Regions from separate parts of the Homo sapiens genome. Here region 1 is linked to region 2. The links are chromatin contacts, found by Hi-C or POLR2A ChIA-PET in ENCODE. All regions are on one chromosome and are shown on one strand. Each heading gives the region's core, a stretch centred on a gene start or an enhancer-like site at or near the end of the contact. The rest is flanking DNA. Distances are from core to core; before and after follow the strand shown. Region 1 holds the start of LINC01800 (long intergenic non-protein coding RNA 1800). Region 2 has its middle 73 kb from the start of SERTAD2.

Evidence for each region. Hi-C counts contacts between places; a loop is a spot of excess contacts on that map. ChIA-PET counts read pairs that join two places held with the same protein, here RNA polymerase II (POLR2A). Pooled maps may share reads with other maps.
Region 1: a loop to region 2 is called in a map of B cell, with 5 times the contacts of the local background. The contact joins the promoter of LINC01800 here to the enhancer-like site in region 2. A Hi-C loop is called at or near these places in 4 of 168 maps with a recorded cell type or tissue (B cell, GM12878, left ventricle myocardium inferior and 1 more), 15 of 37 single-sample maps with no recorded cell type and 10 of 50 pooled maps. POLR2A ChIA-PET finds 5 or more read pairs at or near these places in 7 of 52 experiments (A673, H1, K562 and 4 more).

Annotation. Positions count from the first base shown.
Region 1 is chr2:64,862,269-64,864,968 of GRCh38, forward strand. It overlaps LINC01800 (long intergenic non-protein coding RNA 1800), which reads right to left and starts at 1,363. Exons shown (of 5, transcript NR_110224.1): 1 at 1,146-1,363.
Region 2 is chr2:64,725,790-64,728,489 of GRCh38, forward strand. No RefSeq gene overlaps it. Among named protein-coding and RNA genes, the nearest start is that of SERTAD2, 73 kb to the left of the region's middle. Within about 2 kb of position 1,387, at least 7 of the 41 ENCODE cell types and tissues checked have a DNase peak (open chromatin) inside an H3K27ac peak, as active enhancers do; they include B cell and GM12878, where a contact is called at or near this core.

The sequences.
Region 1 (2,700 bases), core at 113-2,612, 140 kb after region 2:
ACATCTTAAGGTCACATTGGTGGCCAGTTCACCATCCTCTATTCATCTGGCCTGTCAGTGGCACTGAATGCGTTTGACCACTCTCTCTGTGGAAGACTGAATTATGGGTCCTATTTCTTGTCCTGCCTCACTCTATCCCTATCCCCTTCAATCCGACTCTGCAGTCCCTCCCGCTAGATGTAGACTATACTGTACTTTCTTGCCCCTTGACTTTGGGCGTGGCTGCATGACCCCTTTTGGCCAATGGAATGTAGGAGGAGGTGACATGGTGCCAGTTCCAAATCTAGGTCTTTAGAGGCATTTTATGTTTCCACCTGCTTTTTTGTGCCTATTATCACCATGGGAGAAAAATGTGCCCTAGCTGGCCTGCAGGTACAAAAAGAGTGAGGGACATGTATGCAGAGCAGGCTCAGCCCAACGGTGGCTTAGAGCTGCCCAGCCAACATCAGCCTCATCTAGCCAACCTCCAGCTGACTCACAGCTTTGTGAATCAAATAAATATTTACTGTTATGCCATTGAGATTTTTGTGGTTGTTTGTTACCTAGCAATAGCAGACTGATACATCCTCTTTCTCAAAATACTTCCTTTGCTGAGTTCCTTGTAATCACCATCTTCTGGTTTTCCTCCAGTGTCATGGGCTGTCTTCCTCAGTCTGCTCTGCTGGGTTTTCCCCTACCAGATCTCTAAAGGTTGGAGTGGCATCAGTCTCAGCCATCTGCTACCTTCTTTCTTGACTCTCTCCCTAAGTGGAATTATTCTGGCCTACTGCTTTGAAGACTACCTACATGCTGGTTCTCAAATTTAAATCTGAACTCCAGACTCAAAGCTGTCTACACATATTTACCTGATGTCTGATAGGTCTTGGCATGGCCCAAACACAATTATGGATCCACCTCCTACCCCCAACATAGGACTACCCAGTTAGTCCTGGGTCAGATCATCAGTAAGCCTTATCTATTCCCACCTCCAAAACTGACCCAGAAACCAGTATCACATCTCACCATCTCCATAGCCACAACTGTGGTTTTTAAAATCTCCTCCTGCCAGGACTTTTGCAATAGTATCTTAACTGTTTTCTTCACTCCCCACCTTCTAACCCTCCAAAGGCTTCCCACTGCAACAAAATAAAACCCACACTTCTTACCTTGATCCATGAGGACTCAGCTACCTATGTTCCCAAGGCCCCTCTATTCTTCTTGCTCACATTGCTCCAACCACGTTGGCCTTCACGGTGTTTCTTAAGCATAAGGAGCACATTTCTGCCTCAGGGCTTTTGTTTTTACTTGCCTTTCTGCTTGCAGCACTCTTCCCCAGATCACCACATGGCTGCCTCCTTCCCACCCAGAAGGTCTCGAATGCCACCTCCTCAAAGAGACCTTCCCTGGCTAAATAAAACAGCACCCATCAACCTACCACACACACGGATGCACCCACATGCACACACACACACCCCTCTACCACAATACTCTAGTTTAGCTTCCTTTTTTTGTTATTTTTAATTTTCTTTTGCAGAGGCAAAAGAAGACACTTGCTGCCCAGGCTGGTTTTGAGCTCCTGGCCTCAAGTGATCCTCTTGCCTTGGCCTCCCAAAGTCCTGGGATTATAGGCGTGAGCCATGAGTCTACTCTGTTTCTCCCATTAAAATATAAAATCCTTAAGAACAGGTATTTGTCTCAGTCTCTGATGTATTACCAGGGCCTAGAACATGTCTTGTACATAGTGGACTTTCAATAAATGCTTGTTGATTGACTGACTGATGCTAGAACTGAATAGAGAAGGGATACAATTGGCTAGATTGTGAACATGGGAATGAATGTCCCAGGAAGGCAACTGCAGAAAGGCTGGAGAATTCAAGATACAGTATATCCAAGGGGTTATGAGGGGCCAGGCTGGCTACAGGAGAGAATTCATGGGGAATGAGGGAAGAAACTTCTGCATGGTGGAAAGACTTAAATGCCATCACTCCCAGTCATTGGAGATCGTGGGTGCCCCTGAGGGTTACAGATCAAGGACGTGATATGTTGAAAGCACAGGTTTTAGGATGATTAGTAGGGTTGAAAGGTATGCATTTCTGAGTGTCCTTAACTATGTGTCTTCCCTTGGGATCCCAGAATTTTAGAAGACAAAGACATCTAGAAGAATCTGAGAGCCCAGGGGAGCCAGAGAGATTGGTCCCCTTGGATTCCAGATGCAAGAAGAAGCCATTACCCAACCTTTCAGGGACCGATACTGAGTTCCCGGTTCAGGAAGTTCTCCCTGTGTAATTAAGGATTTGCCAAGCGCACAGCCGGCATTCATACACACGTGTTAACGAGCTGGTGCCCCAGTGTCCCTGGGCTCCCTTATACCCTCCCCCGACACACACACACACACACACACACACACACACACACACACACACACACACACAGTTGCTTTCATGTACCCAGTGGCTGAACACAAGCTTCCCCATACCCCCACCCCACGGATGCATCTCTAACCCAGCTACTTGCCTTCCCAGCCCCCTCCACCCAATTCTATTGTCAGGGCTGAACAAAAGGCCCAAGGCATCCTGGGTTAAAGGATTTTTAACTCTGCCAATCCCAGGAGGCTCCAACATGAAGCAGCTTCCTGCTGGAGAAAAGTGACTGAGACATCTCCCCAGGCGACAGGGGAATTTTTTTTTTTTTTAATCTGGTCTGAAAAACAGAACCTAGCCG
Region 2 (2,700 bases), core at 137-2,636:
AGGAGTTCGAGACCAGCCTGATCTCTACTAAAAATACAAAAATTAGCTGGGCATGGTGGTGGGTGCCTGTAATCCCAGCTTCTCGGGAGGCTGAGGCAGGAGAATTGCTTGATACCGGGAGGTGGAGGTTGCAGTGAGCCGAGATCACACCATTGCATGCACCTGGGCAACAAGAGCGAAACTCCGTCTCAAAAAAAAAAAAAAAAAATACCCTACCCAAAACCATTCGATACTATTGAGTTCTTAGGCCCTGGAGAACTAACTGAGGGCAAAATCACCTGATTATAGCCAAATACTGCTGACTGAGAGGCAGAAACCTGAGTAAATGAAAAGAGGTTGACTAAAAGGCAAAAATGGAAGCTAAGTATGATCCACGCAAAGCAAGCAGGATACTGAATGCGTTTTTATAAGTTAAAGAGAAACTCATCCCTCTAAGAATGTAACACAGCTTCCTCCCATACCTGCTTTATTGGAGACTAGTTTGCCCTTGAAATTTACAATCCAGCTGCCTTTGTGTATATCTGAATATTTCAAGCAGAGTACTGTGAAAACTGACCCACTTATACAATGCAGTTTGTTTAGTTTGGGAAGCAACTATTGAGAAAGACAAACTTAATTCTGGTGCAAATTAGGTCTGTAAAGGCATTCTGTGAGTGTTCATTGGCAAAGTGATCTCTTTCATATAATGGCACTTGTAATTATTCTGATCAATTTTGCATTCCCTATCAATTCATCTTGACTTGGAGACAGCCCAAATTATCAGGGGTGCATTCAGAAAGGCTCTCCAGGTTGTCGGCTGATCAGTGCTGAGGGAAGGCCATGAAACATGTGGCTTGCTCACCATCAGCTCTTTGAAAATGTATTTTAAGGAGTTCAAAGTTATTAGCAGAGCTTTTATAATAAGATATGAGTAATATGGGATTTTCTAAGTTAAAACTTTTAGGGGCAAGACCTAAAGAGAAACTTGGTGCTAACAATCACAGTTTGATTTGCTTTTAATCTTATACTTCAGCTTCTCAGGGATGGGTGGCATTATTCCAAAAGTTCCAAAGTGGCCACAGTTGCTATTTTTCTACAAATAGGAGGTCATATAAGAACATATAAGAAAGGGCTTCTTCATAAATGTTTCCAGATGACCAAGACCAAATTTGGATTATCTATGACATTCTTAGTCTTTTAAATGGCTGAAGACTTAGCACTAGGTGCATTTTCTCCTGGATTAAGTCTCTCCCACTAGATCCAAAAGTCCTCCAGAGCTGGTTCCACACAGGGCTTTGCACAGAGTAGATACTCAGGAATATCTGCTAGAATCTCAAGTCAAATTAGCTCTTGAGACAAGAACTGTACCTCTGTTGAAGGAGGTGTACTTTAACAGAAAGAACACAATGGTCTGAGTTTGAGGAAGTGGGCCCTAGTCTTTGCAATTAACTGGAGTTTCACTTTCCTTATGAAGGGCTTTACTCTAGATTTAGATATATACACATATTTGAACCAAATGGTCCCTAAGGTTCATTCAGCATGGTTCTAAGTAAGAAATAACAAGGCTCCTCTTTTATTCAATTATTGACTTCAAAGTCAATCAAGAAGCTACCCTTTGACGGTACATATGTTCTTATTGTGAGTAACATGGAATGGCCACTGAGGAAGATTTTTAGACGGTGATTTTCTGTGTAAATATGAGAATGACAGGGAAGACAGGAAGCTAGATGCTATCAAAGTGCTGGTTGCATGGTGGAGGGAATACTGGAGCAGGATGGCTCTAATGACTACTAGCTGTATGCCCTTGGACAAGCTGTAAACTCTCAGAAGTCTGTTTCCTCATTTGTAAAATGGGAGACAATACCTCACAAGGTGGTTGTGGCTGTGGGTGTTAAATAGGATAATGCTCATGAGAGCACTTACAAACTGCAAGGCACCATACAAATACAGATGGTATTATTCCTTGTACCAACCTGCCAAAAACGGTTTTTTCAACAAACTCTGAAGTATTAAAATAAAAAGCTAATGTTTTCCCGAAGAACTAAAATTGAAATTCTTTGTTTTCTGCTCATATTATATCTAGGTGTGGAGTGGACAGCAAGACAACTTAAGAGTTAAAATCTAAGCCCAGCGTGGCTCTCCAGCTGGTCTACCACTGACTTCGGTTATCTAACATCTGGCCTCTGCCCTTACTACTATTAGTTTACAATTACAAACAACCTCAGGCAGTGCTGAGAAACTCCATTGCCTGTTAGATGATAAGCTGGGGCACTTTAGGAATTGTTTTGCTTTGTTTTGTTTTTAACTTAAATTTGGTTTGGGCAGACCCCCTGCTGCCATTCCTGTAAGAATAGGTGTGGGTTTCCCCAAGGGCAGTGTTGGGGAAGACCCGGACTGGCATGCATGCTGCACTGGCTGATTTCTGCACTGCATTCCACAAGGTGCCCACAGCACTGCAAGGGCTGCCCTCTGCTTGAGCTCCTGCATGGCTGCTCCCTGCATGAGTAGCTTACGTGCGGCACGGCTGCTCCTTGCATGGGCAGCTCCAGCAAGGCCAGCACAATGCATTGCACGGGCCGCTCTCTGCACGCACCACTCCACGCTCACAGCAGCCCCAGACTTTGAGACTTTAACTGCAGAACAGAAGTGAGAGGCTTCGGCTGGCAGCTGTTAGTTGCTCCTTATTCTTTGTCACTCACAGAAAAAAGAGAAAGATGGTAA